Linked DNA regions of Homo sapiens: region 2 is linked to region 1. The links are chromatin loops, found by intact Hi-C in ENCODE. Cell type or tissue: ascending aorta. All regions are shown on one strand. Each heading gives the region's core, and the rest is flanking DNA. Links, peaks and the distances in the headings are about the cores only.

The links. A loop is a pair of places that touch in the nucleus more often than their neighbours do. Peaks named below come from ENCODE experiments on the same cell type or tissue, not always from the same donor. Only the 100,000 strongest peaks of a DNase experiment are listed, where the experiment ranks them.
Region 2: a loop joins it to region 1, with 3.0 times the contacts of the local background. A loop is called at or near these places in 3 of 110 quality-filtered maps.

Annotation. Positions count from the first base shown.
Region 1 is chr2:71,545,252-71,553,575 of GRCh38, reverse strand. DYSF (dysferlin) reads right to left here. Exons shown (of 56, transcript NM_001130987.2): 18 at 2,420-2,535; 19 at 1,856-1,969; 20 at 388-565. Among named protein-coding and RNA genes, the nearest start is that of DYSF, 83 kb to the right of the region's middle. RefSeq lists enhancers at 1-327, 328-829, 7,750-7,829. In ascending aorta, for the core only: CTCF peaks have their summits at 4,768 (motif pointing left) and 7,693 (motif pointing left); DNase peaks (open chromatin) are centred at 4,715 and 7,705.
Region 2 is chr2:71,683,185-71,691,508 of GRCh38, reverse strand. DYSF (dysferlin) reads right to left here. Exons shown (of 56, transcript NM_001130987.2): 56 at 4,746-5,055. The coding sequence ends at 5,017. Among named protein-coding and RNA genes, the nearest start is that of DYSF, 220 kb to the right of the region's middle. In ascending aorta, for the core only: no CTCF peak of the experiment used is centred there; no DNase peak of the experiment used is centred there; H3K27ac peaks cover 2,123 bases.

The DNA.
Region 1 (8,324 bases), core at 125-8,124:
CTCCCTTCGTGAGTTGAGCAGACAGCTGCAGCTCTCATTAGGGCTCCTGGGCATGTCAAAACTGAGGAGATGTTAGAGCTGCCCTGGGAAACCCAAGGCCACACTCCCTAAAATGTCCAAACCAAGGCTGGCTGACTCCTTGAAATGATCAGGATGGGTCAGGGTCAATGCTGACCACAGCTGGTCCCAGGAGCTGCATCTGTGGGCACTAGTAGCAGGGCCCCTTGCCTGGAGGAGAGCAAGGGGACAGCTGGAACAGGTTTGCCAGGGCCAGGACCAGGGCCTTTGAGTAGACTCTGGCAGCTTTCCATGGGAGGCGGGATTTAAGGTGTGGCCCCCTGCTCTATGATCCTGTGATCGGGGTCCCAGCCAGGAGCACTGCCTCACCGTCAAAGACTGCACGGCTGTACTGAGTGGTGGAGGCCAGCGGCAGGCAGGTCATGTCGAACTTGTTCCCGTAGTTCCCGATGCTGACCTCAAACTGGATGGCATCATCCACATCCTGCAGCATGGTGGCTGAGTAGAAGGCCGCAAACAGGGAGTACTTGCGCCTCCTAAGGTACTTCTGAGAGCAGAGAGTAGACCAGAGGGTCACGGGAGGAGCAAAGAAAGGCACCCAGGCTGGGGAGGGGACATACGTCTGGCAGGCCCCGGCCATAACCGGCACCCAATAGCTCCTGGCTGGACTGACGGGTGGCAAGTAGCCCAAGAAAGAAACAGCATCCAGATTTCATTGCTAACTGAACAAGCTCATTCCAGGTCTGCATGTGTCTGGCCACGTTTCCCTAATAAGAGCTACTCCTCCAAGGTCAAGCTGCCCCTAATCCAAACCAGCAGCCATGGTACCACCACATCAGCTGAGTGGGGGCTCCCACTGGGCCCGCAGGGGCAACCCGGGCCTTATCTGCCATTCAGAGGGGCTTAAGGCTTTTAAGCCACCAGGCGCCTGACCAGAGCTCCTGCCCCATGCCACTCAGGGTCTCTCCCTCAGCAGCCAGCTCTTCAGGATACACGGGCTGCCACTGTCATGTGCCTGGGATGAAAGGGTCTCATTGTCCCCTCCAGGCTCTGAGCACGGGATGGGGACAGGGCAGGAACTCAATCCTACGACTGAGAGAAGAGGGGTCAGACAATTGGGTGTTAGGTGAATGTAAATAGTAGCAACAGCTAGCACTTAGTAAGTGCTTACTGCATATGTGTATTAATTTCCTTAATTCCCACAACTGTCTTATGAGATAAGTATAATCATTACCCCCACTTTCCAGATAGGGAAACTGATGCAGCCGGTAAGTGCTAGAGCCAGGATTCAAACCAGAGCGATCTGACCACTGTGTCTAAGAGCTTAAAGCACCACACAGACTCCACACAGCTACCTCCTGGACACAAGGCCCAGCTCTACCATTTGTTCCTCTGATATATCTGAGCCTGTTTCCTCATCTGTGAAATGGGGATAATAATAATAACAGCAGCCACCTCATGGTGCTGGGAGGAGTCAGTAATGGCAGAGGTGTCAGCAGCACAGTGCCTGATACATGTTCAGTGCTTATTTGACTTAACAGTTAGCTATCCTTATGTTATTAATATAAAATCGCATCTCATTTTGCATCAAGCTCTAGACTTTTTGAATATTTTCATTTATCTTCTCTGAGCCTCTGATCATCCCTCCAGGGAAGCAGGGCAAGTGTTGATTTATTCCCACTTTACAGCTGAGACTTGAGGCCCGGGGAGGTAAAGGCACGATGCGTGTGGGCAGAGCTTCCTCCTCCCTCGGCCATGACACCTCAAGGCCAGTCCCAGCCTGGCCATCCCTTCCCTGCCCCGACGCCCAGCTCCCACCCAGAGCCACACCCCTCACCTCCACCCGGAGGATGTCATCCGCAGGAAGGTCCTCCACCTTCTGTTCACTGTGCTCCACCAGCTTGGTCTCCAGGGAGAGCAGAAGCCGGCCACGATAAGCCACACCTTCCCCCTGCCAGGGAGGTCAGGTCACAAGGAGCAGGGGAGACAGAGGGGAGGAGGGGAAGGAAAGGGGCACCCTCTGGCCCTGAGGTAGCTCATCTCTCAGGCACCCAGGAGGTCCCTCAGCCAACCTCATCCCCCCTGCAGGTGAGGAAAGCATGGCCCAGAGAGTTCGGGGGATATGACAAGCCACCCAGATGGACAGTGCCAGATGCCAACTCAGCCTAAAAGACAAAGACAGAGAGACGGGGCCTGGGTGCTTCAAGGCGAGGAACATGGAAGGATCAGACTGGCACTCAGGCAGAGGCAGTGTCAAGGGGCAGAAGGAGAACTCCCTGAGGGGTTGGCTGCCAGGTCGTGGGCCCCCAGGAGGGGCTGGAAGACCCTGCATGCAGGCCTGGGCTCCTGAGGGACCTGGGCATCTGGCATCCTGCCCTTGCCAGGGCTCCAGCCGGCTTACCTTGCCTGTGTTGAGCTCTGTGTAGGGGTCTGGGAAGCCTGTGAACTCTCTGGGACTGCCATAGAGGTTGATGTAGCAGGGCCCAAAAGTGGGGAGGAAGCCCAGGTAGTCATCCACTGGGAGACACAAGTGGCAATCAGAGGGGTCGGCCCAGTGGGGCTTCCCAATGCTCCACCCAGCCACCTTCCAACCTGAGCCCACCCCTGGCCCTCAGTTCCCCCCCACATGCACCAGATGCAGCTCCTGTCAGTGTATAAAGAAGAACGCCACGAGCGATAGCTCTCACGCCCTCCCCTAAGTCTCTTTACTCCTCACCATCATGCTGAGATGCAATCATATTTTTATTAGTCTCATTTTACAGATGAGGAAACCGAGGCTTGGAGATGCAAAGAAACACAAGACTACAAGGTGGCAGGGTCCAGAATGGTGTCACCTCAAAGCCCATGCACTCAGCCAGCACACAAAGTTGGGGTTTGAGGCCCTCCACTGCTCGTGCCCCTCCCCAGCCCCACCCCCAGCATGTCCTGCATGTGCTCTCCATCCTACGCTTCTATAGGCACTGTAGGCCCTGCAGCCAATGGGGAGGGGCTAAGAGGTCCCAGAGCCCGGTAACCAGAGAAACCATCTCCCAGGAGGCCAGGGATGGAGCCCAGCTAGCCGTTCCTCCTCCCTAGGGTAGCCCCCAGGCACATACCCTCTGCCCTAACGGCCTTGCCTTATCCCAGAATCTCCTCCCCACACACACATTGTACAAAGAACAATTTTTTAACAGAGCAGGTCAGAGGAGAGTTCGAGAATTACACTCCTGAAGAGGGGAAATCTCTCCACATTCTTTCATCCTTTTCTGGAGGCTCTCTTTTACTAACATCATTTTCCAGCTCACAGCTGAGTTTCCCAGATGGGACTTTACTGGCCATGCTCTGAAAACCCTAAAATGCCACAGTGTCCCTTTCAGAGGAATGGGGAAGAGGTTGTTTCCAAAATGCCAAAGGTAGAAAGCAGGGCCAGAGACAGGAACCCTCTGGAACGACCCAATCAGTCCACACAAGGATGGGCCAAAGTAGGCACAAAACAAATGGCCTCAGCAAAGAAGCGTTTGAGCTAGACCTAAGGTCATGCACTGTGAGTCGAGCCCCTGCCCAGACCCTAGGGATGAGGAAGGGGCCAGGACAGGGAGGGACCAGAAGGCTGGAGCCTCACCTCCCCTCTCAGCCAGGGGCCTCCCCACCTCCTTCAACACCTTCTGTCTCCTAGACCCCAGCACAGACAGGGCACTGGCCTTCAGGAGAGGTGGGAGGCCCAGGTAGGTGGGCTAACAGGAGCATTACTAATTATTTGCGTTAATCATCTCAATTATGATTTACCTTGGGGATTTCAACTCCAAGAGTTTTTAACTCCTCTTGGCCTCCTCCTGGCCCCTGAAACACCTCACACTCCCCCTGCCCCACTCCAGACCCCCATGCCTGCCCCTACCCCTCACTACCAGACAGAGTGGTCTAACTCGAGCATCAGCCCAAGCCTATCCCATTTAGGAAGGGTTGGGGGAAGTGGGAGGAAATTGCCCCTTAAAGCATTCCAGATGATTTACATGCTCCACAGAGGCCGAGAGGTGACAGCAAAGGTAAGTCCAGGGACTTACCTTTGTGGGGGAATCTCAATCCCACCTCAGGCAAATCAAAAACCCCATGCCTCCAGCACCCTCGCCCCTCTAGCCAAAACCCAAGGCCCCACTCCCCTGGTTGTCCCCAAGGTGACAGCAACGTACAGTCTGAGGCTTTCGAAGGCTTGACAGCACCTGCAGGCTCCTCTGAAGCGTAAAGAAATGGAAAAGGGGTTAGGGTGGGCATGGCTGGGAGAAGGACGGGTTACATGAACAGGCTGTGGATGGAGAGCTGGCAGGCAGACAGATGGAAAGACAGCTCCCGGGTGTGAAACAGATGTGGCCCGAGGCCCCACCCTCTGCCCAGCTGTGAATTTATCATAAACTAAATCATCACGGCCCCTCCAGACGCAGCCCCCAACACCCCATGAGCCCTGGGGGTCCCACCTGGCCTGCCCATCACTCTGTGTGTTCCGTTTGCCAGTTGAAAACCAGACCCGAAACTTGATTCAATACACTCAAGGAATAATTCAGAAAAGAAAATGTGCTTTTCCATATGATAGCCAGATAAGTGAGGGGAACAAAGTACAGACACAACGGGAGGGTGGGGAGACACAAAAGGGCCAGAGCTAGGCAGCAAGGCACACCCCACACTCCAAGCCCGCAGGCAGGTCGTGCTTGGGACCAGGCGCGCCGAGCAGGGACATTTCAAGGCACAACATCTCCACCTAGTGGCCGTGTCCAGGATCACCCCCCTGAAGGCTCCACGTTGCGTTTTCACAACAGCAGGCACTGGCATCTGGCTTCTGACACAGGCCGCTTCCAGGGAATCACAGAGCCAGACACTGTCCACAAGCTGAACACGCTACACACTTGGGTGTGCCCCTGAATGTTGGTAAGGAATGTCTAGAAATAAGAAAAGCACGGAAGGAAATGCTCTGGCACATGTATGGACTCTGAATCTGTCCCTCACTGCTAGGCAGGTATGCGATGCGCCAAGGAAACGGACACCCCTCAGTCTTCCTCCACTGTCCTCTCTGATTTCTGCCTCTTCCCAAATCTGATCTTCCCATTCTCCTTCTCCAACAGTAAAGTGTAACGCAGTCTGAGGTCACGTGCACACCCGGGATGTGGTTGGTGAACTTGCTGATTACTTCCCTTCCTTGTTCACCTTTACCTGTTGCTGTCCTCCAGAAAACACTCGTTTTGCCCCTAGCTCTGTGACTGCAGTCAGAAGTCAAGGGTTGAGGAAAACTTTGTGAAGGAAGAATGCACAAAGACACAGAAAGAGTGGAGAAGAGAGAAGGGAGCGTGGCCATCCAGAGTGAGGACAGGGCAAAGACAGCAAGGAGGGCCCGGCCCAGCCCCTCAGCCCTCCTCAGCGAGGCCTCAGCTATGAATGCCAGCCAGCAGACACCAGGGCTGCAAAAATCATAGTTCATGGTCACCTTCATCTCCAAAGCAAGAGGTTTCCTTCTGTGGGCGAGCCAGGGCTCTGCTCATGGGGAGTTTTCTGCAACAGCGAGAGGGCCAACACAGACACAGCTGCAGGCCCGAGGAGAGCAGTGGCCAGGGACCACCGGAAGCAAACAGATCACATTTTAAGCTCCTTCTAAATGATTACTAACAGGCCTGGCCCGTTATCTCGGGCTAATGAGGCCAAGGTCACAGTTCCAACCCCCATGTGCTTCTTACAGAGGCAAAGTCGGCTTCCCACCCAGACTGATTTTGAATTCTGGCTGCAGACTGGTGTCCAGCCCAGATGCAGATGTCCCCCTAATCCCATCGGCCATCTGACCAACACATGGCTCTGGTGGCTCAGAGGATCAAGTGGGTGGCTGCGAAGCAGCCTGCCTCGCAACCACACCTTTTCATTAATTCACCCATTCTTTCTTTCTTTTTATTTATTTATTTATTGAGACAGTGTCTTGCTCTTGTTGCCCACACTGGAGCACAGTGGCCCAATCTCGGCTCACTGCAACCTCCGCCTCCCAGGTTCCAGCAATTCTGCCTCAGCCTCCCAAGTAGCTATGATTCCAGGTGCCCACCACCACCTATTTCTTGTATTTTTAGTGGAGATGGGGTTTCACCATGTTAGCCAGGCTGGTCTCGAACTCCTGAACTCAGGTGATCCACCCACCTCAGCCTCCCAAAGTGCTGGGATTACAGGTGTGAGCCACAGCACCCAACCTAATTCACCCATTCTTTCATTCATTTGTTCATTCAGCAAGCCTAACCAGGTGCAGGAGGAGGCACTGGGAATGTGTAATAAGACACAGCCCTGTTGGTGTCTTAGGTCAATGACTCCTGACTTGGGGGCGGATCGCAGTCTCTGGGTGTGAAGGTCCATCCCGGGCTCTCGCCCCTGTGTCTGCAGACAGTTCAAGAGCACAGTGACCAGTGAAGCCACCCAAGACAAAGCCTCTATTTAGTCCACATCACCGTTCTGCCAAAACACAAGTGTTTTATTGTGTTTTCCCTCAGCCCAGGAAGCTGGGGCTGTGGAAGCCCAAAACACAGATGAATGCTCCCAGTTCTGTGGCCCGAGCAACGAAGCCCAGCTGCCTCACCTGGGGGAAGCTGAAGGAGATAGACAGCAGGACCTCCCAGCCCAGTGAGCCACAAGTCCCAGCCCTGCACACAGTCCCCGGAACATGCATGAAGAAGCTGAGGCCATCACCTGCGGTCTGCCCCGCCAGCTCCCTCTGCCTCTCGGCACATCCCCAAGCCCATGGCGGCTGGCTGCCTGACTCTCGCTTGCGCCAGGCAAGAGGAGAAACTGAAAACTGCTGGGAAATCAGCATCATCTACATTCCAGAGACAAAAGGAGACTAACTTTGGATTTCTTAACTATGGAAAACACTAGGATACAAGTGCTATTTATGGAGCATGAGTTTCCTATGTATAAAGTTATCAAAGAATCTGTGTATGTTTCACAGAGCTCACGTGCCTGTTACCTCTCAAAAGACCTGCAGCTTCTAAGGAAAGCACTCTTTTTTAAAAAACAAAATTCTTACTTAATACTTCAGAGCACAGGGTCCAAGGAACACTCTAGTGCGCCCAGGCAAATTTGTGGGCAGAGGTGTTTAAAAGGTTAGTGTCAGGTCTTGCCCTCACTGGAAACAAAAACAAAAACAGAAAAACAAAAACTGCTAGTTGAACCAAATCATCTGGTGAACCCTGAGGCGGGGAAATACAGAGAAAGAACTTGTTTTTACAGTTCAGTTTCATTTGGTCTTTGAGAGCAGTGAGGAAATAGAAGTGTTGTCTATCACCCCAATGGGCTACAAGCCCACAACGTGGAGAAACAACATAAAAAAGGGCTGAAAGGAAAGTTGGAGCGACGCGTTCTGAGGGGGCTGCAGGCAAGTCGGGGAGGCTTGGCCCGAGCAAGGCAAGGGCCCGACCTCAAGGCCGGAGAGAGGCCCTGGCCCCAGAAAGGGACCCACCTCTGCAGGAACGGGTCGGCAGAGTCCGAGAGTCATCAAGGACAGCTCCAGTTGGATGCACAAGTTTAACTCTTTTACTGCCACTTAAATCAAGCTATTTAACTGCATGTTCAAAACCGGTTAGCTGGTTGCAAGAAGATTCTCATTTCTTTCCAGAACCATCTGTGATGGAAGGTGGTCCCGACTTTGAATGCCTTCCGCAGCATGCTGGGTTGCCCGTGACCTGAGCGCCATCTAGTGACCACATAAACATCTTTCTTACCTTCCCACCAACACACTCATGCGGACACAGAGAAAGGTGAGGGCTCACACAGCATAGAAATGAAGACAGGTCGGGGGATGTTAACTCTCCATCAGGGGGCTGGTGGTAGGCACGGCTGCAGCGTCATGAAACACAACTGTCGGAAAACAGTCAGAAATGCCACAGTGTGCCCCCACCACTGTCTGCCCCTGGATTGAGAGATGAGAGACAGTGCCAGTCAGAAAACTGAAGACGAGGTTCCTTCCATACCAAGAGTACTGACCTGTGAGGTGACCCTCTGTCTGCATTACCACCCCCAAATCTCTCTACCTGTGCAGGAGACAGCCCTCCTTAGAAACTATCTGAACAGCAATTAGTGAAGGGGCCACATCCCGGAACAGATTGTTCCCCCAGCGAGGAAGGGAGGGGCTGGGGCAGGAAGAGGAAGTTCGCAGTGCCTTCAGGAAGGTCGTTTCTGGGACTAGTCCAAAGTTCCAACAAGGAAATCAGAAGGCAGAGAGCAGCTAGATGTGGAAGCTCAGGGAGGGTATCTGGGAGTTTACTGTACAATTCTCTACCTTTGCGTGTACTTGAAATTTTCTATAATTAAAAGTT
Region 2 (8,324 bases), core at 228-8,227, 140 kb before region 1:
TGTGTGTAATCTCTCAAAAACACCAGCAGACAAAATAAAGGCAGGGAACTGAGTATTCCGGATACAAAAGGCTTATCAAGCTTTATTGAACCGCTTTTCTTTCACAGATGAGAGTTATTCTCCACCTTGCTGCAAGAATTGGTCTCAAATGTTGAGAACTAACTGAATTTAGGAACATAAAACCCTATTTGAAATGGCTCTGAGAGCCTGGCTATTTAAAGAAAACTTGCAATGAAACACTTAGTAAAGTCCCTTCAGTGAAGGAAGCAGACATCTCATTAAGAATTGAGATGTGATTTCAGCCCTGGAGGCGCAGACTCCAGGGGTGGGGGTGGGACAGTCAAGTCTGCCGGTTTCAATGGAGTGTTAACAAGCCCTGTAACCGAAGAGGGACCGCGTTGACTGAGTGTGGCAGACAGGCACCAGGGCAGGACAGGGGGAACACCCGGAGGAAAGGGCCAAGCTGAGACCCAAGAGATGGGCACGGCAGAAGGAAAGGCAAGAGGTGAGCAGGGAGAGCGAGCAGGGCTGGCCTCCCTCCTGAGGGCAGTGGAGAACCACGCAGGGAAGATCTGAGAGAGAGGAATGGCCAAAGGCAGTAGCATTTGGGTTTCAATGACGTTGGCCTGCTAGGGGCCTGATCATAAGTGGAGATGGTGGTAATGGGAAAAGAAGTAGCTTGACTCAGATTCAAGAAGCAGAATTTGTGGGATTTGGTGATGTGTTGGATATGAGGAGTAAGAGGCGATAGGCCTCAAGGATGCCTCCCACAAGTGCAGCTCCAGGGACTAGATGGGTGGAGGGAAAAATAGAGCAGGAGTTTTATAATGGGGTGGAGGATGGAGACTTTGAGTGGGAGGGTTTGAGTTCATAGTGCCAGTGCGTAAGCAGTACACTAAGGCGCCTGCAGCGGAGGGGAGAAACTGGGCTACAGTGAGGGATTCCGGGTTCATTCACCTGTAGAAGGCAGAGAAAGTGGGGCAGGTGAGGGTGCCTAGGAGCCATACAATACGAGAACAGCGCCAGGGAAAGAGACCTGGGGAACATCACAGACGAACAGAGAGGGACGCCAAGCCACAGGGAGAGGAGGACCACCAGGCGACTGTGGTATCACAGAAGCTGGGTACAGACAGAAGGTTGATCAAGAAGCAGAGAACGTCCGTGCTGTCAGCCACAGCTGAGTCGTGAAGGGTGAGCGCCCACAGATTTAACCACCAAGGCTAGATTGTGCCCTTGTGTGAATTAGAAAAAGGTGCCCCTTCCTCAAGGTAATTTACTTCTATCAGAAAACTACTGTAACACACTGATTTTATTAGAACAAAACACTTTACTGCCATCTGTGGGAAAATTGCTATAATAAATAATAAACGTATGATGTCTTAGATGTGGTGCCTGTGCACGGCAGCCGTGGTTATTGCAGATGGCAGTGAAAACCGGTTTCAGAGGAGCAGAATGAAATTCGCCGGCAAGGAGGCTTGGAGCTGTGGGTAACACAGGACCCAACCAAAGATGGCTTACGCTACAAGGAATGTATGGCCCTGAGTCACAAGCTGTCTCCTCTGGTGGTAGGGTGACTTCAGGGTTGGTTCTTCCTCAATAGCTTCACCAAGAACCAGGTCCTCCCCACTTCCTCTGCCGTCCTCTGTGTGCTGGCTTTCTTCCTCAGGCTGATCGCCTCAGGATCACAAGATGGCAGCCACAGCCCCAGTCATTACATTGTTCCATAATATTAAGAGGCAGAAGATGAGGATGTGTCTCCTTTTGTGCCCCTTTTTACTGGGGAGAAAACCTTTCTAACGGTGCCTCAGTCCCTCTCATAACCACCACCCCCTGCCCCCACTAGTTGTGAAGTCAAAAATATCTCCAGACATTGCCAAACGTGCCCTGGAGGACAAAAGTGCCCCTGGCTGGAAACCATGGCCCCATGCCCATGTAGCAACTCCTAGAGATCTTTGAACCAGCTTCTGGTTTTGAACTACTGCTCCCTCTATTGTCTTTTCCATCCCTGCTCTTGACTCCACAGCTCCTGCTCATCATCCACCAGTGTATTGTAATTGCCCATCTACTTATCTGCCTCTTCTACTCAACTGTGAGCTCTAGGAGGGTGGGAACCATGTTTATCTTACTCAAGATTGTATCTCTAGAGCCTACCACCCTGCCTGGTACACAGATAGCCCCCCCAATGCATATATGATATATATATTTCTTTAATGCGCGAATGAATGGATGGATGAATGGATGAATCACCCTGAGCCCTGCCTTTCAGACCTTTCCCATTTGGCTCCTGGATTAGCGAACCACTCTTCTAGAATGGCCCTCTGCAACCAGCCGCACAGCAGCCTGAGAAATTGTCCTTTGCCATTTGTGACCATGGACCATTTTAAGAATCGAGTGGGATCACTGGGCCCTCACCCCATCAAAGGCAGTTTGACAAAATGTTTATATACCTGAAGCTCACCCATGTACCCCCAGGGGACTCCTGTCTCCCAAGAACAAAGCTAGAATGGTTTTTCAGAAAAACATGATTCTGATCAAGGTCTGTTCAGCTTCGAGTCCTTCTGGTCTTCCTCAAGTCTCCATAATGAAGTTCAAACTCCTCAGCCGCACACGCAAGGCCCTCCCCACCTGGCCTTGCCACCTGGCCTCTCTTCCTTCTCTGTTGGGCCACTTCCCTCCAGGCTCACTCTCCCCAGCCATGCCCTGAACCAGCTGAGTTCTTCGACAGCTCCACCACTCAGCCTCCACTTCTGCCACTGAGAACACCTTTCCTCTCTTAGCCGCCGGGCCAGTCCGATGCTCCACTCAAATGGTATCCCTTCTTGAGAGAGTCTCCTGCCCCTTCCTTCCCCAGGGCAGTGGGCACTCCTTCTTTGATACTCCCAAAAGGGAACAATTTCCCCACCGTGCTGGGAGCTATGGAAGGCAAAGAGTCACATGCAACTCATCCTCAGACCTTGCTCTAGGCCTGCCACATAGAGCATCTCAAGGCGCGTTTGCTGGGGATGGTGTCCCCTTGCCATCCATTCCTCATCCCCCTCTGAGTTTTTCTTAGTGGTCTATGTGGTCTCAGAGAGCAGCTTCAAGCCCAGCACGATGAATGGAGCCAGCTTTAAACTGAAGCCAACCTTGAGAACACAAACTCTCAATGATCTCACATTGAGGAGCTGGATCAGCCTTTACCTGAAACCAATCATCTGGGTGTTTCATTTCTGTAAAGCCATTGAATTCCCTTTCGTAGCTTGAGTGGGGTTTTCCATTACCTGCAACCCAGAGAATCAAGAATAAAGTGAAGGAAGAAATGAAAAAATGAGCACAATGACCCCTAAAGCTCTTTTAATCCAGCTGATAGTTGCATGGTATTCATTCATTTCCTCTTGCCTTTCCGCCCTGGAAGACAAAACAGACCTTCTTTCCAAAGCAAACCCCCTCCTCTCCTTCTCCAGAAACTGATTCCATGAATTACCTCATACTCTTTCTTGTGTCTTTGATCTTTCCCTAACAAGTGGCTTCCTCCTTCCTCCCTTCAAATATTCTCAGGTTTTCCCTCTCCTAAAAATCTCGCTCGGGGCCTCCTGAAGTGGTGGCCCCACCCCTTCCTTCCTCTCCCTCTAGCCCTCCCTAAAGGCCAGCCTCCTCTCACTGCCTCCCCACAGGCATGCTTAGTGTGCTCAGTGAAGGCTCAGCACCAGACTGACCTTCCCAGAAAAGCTCTGACCCCAGTCCCTGCTGTGTCCTACGTGCGGCGTGGCCCCTGGCTCTAGGGTTCAGGTGTCAGGGTCTCAGGACTCATAGCCACCTCTAGCCTGAAGCTCTCCTGAAGTAAGAAGCACCCTGCTTTCAAGGTGTAGCTCCCTCACCCAGGCAGGTTCCAGACATCAACCCTGTCCCAACCACCCCCAGTCCTGCCAATCAGTGAAGAGCCAAGGAGGACTGGGCCAGGATGCAGGGTCACCGTGGAAAACCGGGGACACCCGCTGGGTAACGGGAGTGGAGGCTGCCAGCTCTGTGCTCACAGAGTTCAGCCCCTCAGGCGAGAGATGCAGGAGACTCTTGGAAACGTGATGTTTTCAAGCGCTTGGCTTTCTCTCCAAGTATGTTCCTGCTGCTTCTGTAGATTAAGCCTGATTCCTGCAGGAAATGTCAAACCAATGGCTACAACTAAGCTTTAGACCACAAGAAAAAGGTGTCTTTGTCCAGATCGGATTCTTAAAGCAGAGAGAGGAAGCAGAGAGAGAGAATCGCAAGAAATCCCAGGATTCTATGGGAATAGGCCAAAGCCAGAGGTACAGTGGCCTCCCTGCCTAGGGGATTTCTGGCCGAACCCTCCCCACTGGAGTTCCCTTTCTATAAAATGGAACCTCTTCCCTAGCATGGTCAAAGAAACCAGAAGATACAGGTAGCTGCCCTCCTAGGCAAAGGGCAGCCTGGGAGACGGGGGGGGTGCCCGAGTAAGGAGAAGGCAGGGGGAAAGGGGAAAGTCCTGGATTGGAGAGGAGGCAGAGGAGGCCGGGGCTAAGGCAAACCAGACACCAAGCCCCAAGCCCACCCCACCCCCAACCAGTCTTGTGAAAGAAGAAGCAGTTCCACGGGCCCCACCCACTGCTTCTCAGCTGCCTCTCCCTCCAGAAGGCTGGGCTGGAAGCAGCACCCATACCCCGTCCACCCTCCCCGCCCACCCAGGCATATCCCCCTTCACAGTCACTCCCTGTTCAGGTACTGTAGAGATACACACACTGACACTGCTGTGTGGTTCCAACTGTTTTATACTGAAATATGTCTGAGCTGATCCAAAAAAGCGTTGGGTTGGGGGAGAAGGAAATGATGGAAGTGGGGTGATCTCAGAGCTCCATGTTAGCAACTCTGGGAGTGTGGGCCGGTCCATCTGTCTGTCTGCCCACCCTGGCAGGACAATCAGGCCTAGGAGGTCTGGAGGAGCTCGCCGAGCTGGGCGGAGGAGGCAGGCCAGTCCCATGCTGGAGGGGACCCCACGGCCCCTTCTACAGGGCAGGAGAGTCCTCAGCTGAAGGGCTTCACCAGCTTCATGGCAGCATAGTTCTGGAGGGAGGGAGGAGACAGGGACCCATGGTGATCCCACTGGGGCAGGCACAGCCAGAGCAGCTGTCCCAGACCTGGGGCTCAGAGGATGGGGCTAAGCTGCCAACAGGCAAGAGGCTGGGAGAGGACGCTCGTGGCTCTTCAACCACCTGCCCACGCCTCGCCCTCACCACTTGCCATCCATACCATGTGGGGCTCAACACTCCGCCCTGCCTAGTGCTCCAGCCCATCAGGCAAACCCATACCCTCCGAAACTCCACCCGCACCCTCCCACCTGGGGGCCAAAGCTGCCCAAATTGCTCTGTCTTCTCCCCCATCAAGCCAGGCCCATTTCCAGGTTCCAGCTGACTGCCCAGAGGACTCTGAGCACCCTGGACCTGGCCTCTTCCATCAGACAGGTGCTGAAGGTGGGGCCCAGGGTCCTCCCCCACATGGCAGCCCAGGGCTTACGGGTCATCACACCCCTGTCCAGAAAGCAGAGAGAGAGTTGGGGATGGGCTGTCGTGGATGACCCACGGCACAGCCCAGCACTAGAGACAGGGCACCCTTGATTGAGCCCTGCCTGCTGCAGGATTGACAGTATCCTCCCCTCCCCACTTCTCCCCCCAAAAACCATGAAAACACATACAACACAATACAGGGCTCCTAATTGGGACAGTATGTTCCCCAGCGCCGGCTGGGGAAAGCCAACTCTGGAAACAGAGCCGGCCCTCCTTCCCCGCCAAACGCCTCCTGCCTCCCCACGCTGGCCCTGCTCCCGGCTGGCTCTGAGGGGGAAGCTGAGAGGAATCAGACAGGCTGCCCCCTCATACCCCTCCCAAGGGAATTTCCAAGAGGGTAGGGGATTAGGCCAACTGGAGGAAGCTGCCCTGTCCTTGGGCCCCTCTCCACTAGGCCCTGGCTTGGGGCAGGCAGCCTCTGTCCCATGGCCTGAAAGCCAGGTGAGGGTCACCAGGGCCCGGCCCTCATCATCTGGTACTGGCCAAATGAATGAGTGACTTGGGTGGAAGGAGGCAGGATGTGCTCAGCTTGTAGCAAAGACCTGTGAGCAAAGCCAGTCTGCAGCCTCAGGCCCAGGCCACCCCCTTCATCCCTAGACCCCTTACCTAGGATCTGACATCCCCACACCAGCCCTGGGAGAGGGGAAGCAGGGTCCATATTTTAAAGAGGACAACTTCCAGAAGAACTCAAAGGAGAGTGGCCCGCTGCTGGGGGGACAGGAGACAGGGAGGAGCTCTGACCAGGCCCCCCACAGTACCACTCTGCTTCTGCCCACAGCGATGAGGAAGGACCACAGGCTGGAAGTGACTGGAAATCTTTCCTTCCTCTCCCAGCCAGGCAGCAGGGCCTCCTTCCCCAGGCCCCTGGAGGCCTAGATCTGCTGCCCAGTAGCCTAGCAGTGCAGGGTGCAGCTGGCAGGGGCTGGGCTTAGGCATGTCATGGGTGGTGGTGATGCCACTTTGGACCTGCCTTTCCCCTCCCCTTGGCTTTTCAGAAGGAGGCTTGGCTTAATATACAGCAGCCAGGGAAGATGACAGTGCTCCCCTAAGCACAGTCCCAGCCACAGAAGGCCAGAGCTAACCTAGTGCAGCCCCTTCCTCATGTGAGCAGGAGGGATTTGCCAAGGTCACAGGAAGAGTCCATAATCCTGACTCCAGCGACAGAGCTCTGTCACATCCAACAGGGTTTCTCCAACCATCATGTGCCTACATGCAGATTCCCCCTCAGCAGGCCGGGGCCGGCCGGGGACTCTGAGTTTCTAGTGAGTTCCCTGGTGCTACTGCTGCTAGTCCTCCGACTACACCAAGGGCGAGGGTCTGCAGCAGCTCTTCTCTTCCTAAACTCCCACGGCCTGAGCCTCCCAAAAGAGCATTTGATCATCCACAGTACTTTTCCTTACTCTCTGGTTTCAATGTCTCCCCAGGGAAGTGAGCACTCCCCAGTGGCATGAGGCCTCATCCTCTTCTCCCTCATCCCCAAAACACGCCCTTACCTCCCAGACGCACACACGTGCTTAGAGTCTCTGTGGCTAACTGAACACTGGCCAGCTGGGCTCCGAATGGGAGGAGGAGCTTGAGGCAGGCTGGGAAGGGTGCCCCCTGGGCAGGAGACACCAGGCAGAAGTCCTGGGGCCTGACCCCGGATCTCAGGTCACAGCAACAGCTCATGCTGCAGGACACCACACGTGCACACACTCTTCCACAGTCCTGTATCTCAGCTTATATTTGTAATCTCGTCTCCCTTGGCTTAAAGAGGCCTCCCACATCGTACACACCTCGAGTCCCTGCAACCTAGATCTACCCTGGACCACAGTCAGATTTTGCTGATGGACAAACCTCAGAACCTCAGAAACATTTCTCCATTGCGCCTCAGGTGACCACAGCCAGCTTAGCAGGCCTGGCCTGTAGGCAGACCCTTCACCACCCTGGTTCTAGACTCTCCTTAGTCACTATGGCCCAGATGGTAGCTGGTCCGGACATCCAAACCAGACATCCTTTCCCCAGCTCCTCTCAGTTCAGCTGTTAGAACTGCATGGAAAGCTGTGTGGTTATAACTCTCTTCCTCTCTGAGATGCATTCTGCAGACATGGGCATAGCCAGCTGCAGTGGGATGGAGGGGCTCTTGCCCTTTCCTCCTCCTGGAGGACTCACAGAGCAAAGAGCTCACCTGGGGGCAGTTCCCCAAGCAGCCTGTCTGCCATGGGATCAATGCTCTGGGCCAGTGGCCTGGTGCTGACCAGGACTGAGGCCTGAAGTGGGAATCACAGTGAGCCCTGGATTGGGAGTGTGCATGGAATACTGTGCAGCCTACGGCCAGGCCCTTTCCTTCTCTGGGTGTTTGCGTCTTTGCCACCAACATAAGGTCCTCAAGGGGTGGATTACACCATTCTCTCCACTTTTATATAGGGTTGGAGTTTTCATATTAAAAAGATTTCTTTTAAATTTTAAAGAGCATTAGAAATCAGGTGTCAGCCTGAGAATGCTGCAACCCCTTCAAGGTCTAAAGTATCAGAGACACTGGGGGAGGCTCCCTGGTGATCCGGGTTCCCTGATGAGCTGTGCGGGCTGGGGAAGCACAGGCAGGGACCTTCCTCCCCCAGGCAGGGCCCCACAGAGCAAGGGCACGACAGCCACCTCTGGTATGGCCCCACAAGCTCATCAATTGGCTTCTTACCAAGTGAAAGGAAACCCAAATGGGCACCGAGCCAAGTAAGGGCTCCTGGGCCAGCCTCCCGCTCCCCGACAGCTTCCCTATGCCCACCTGCTGCA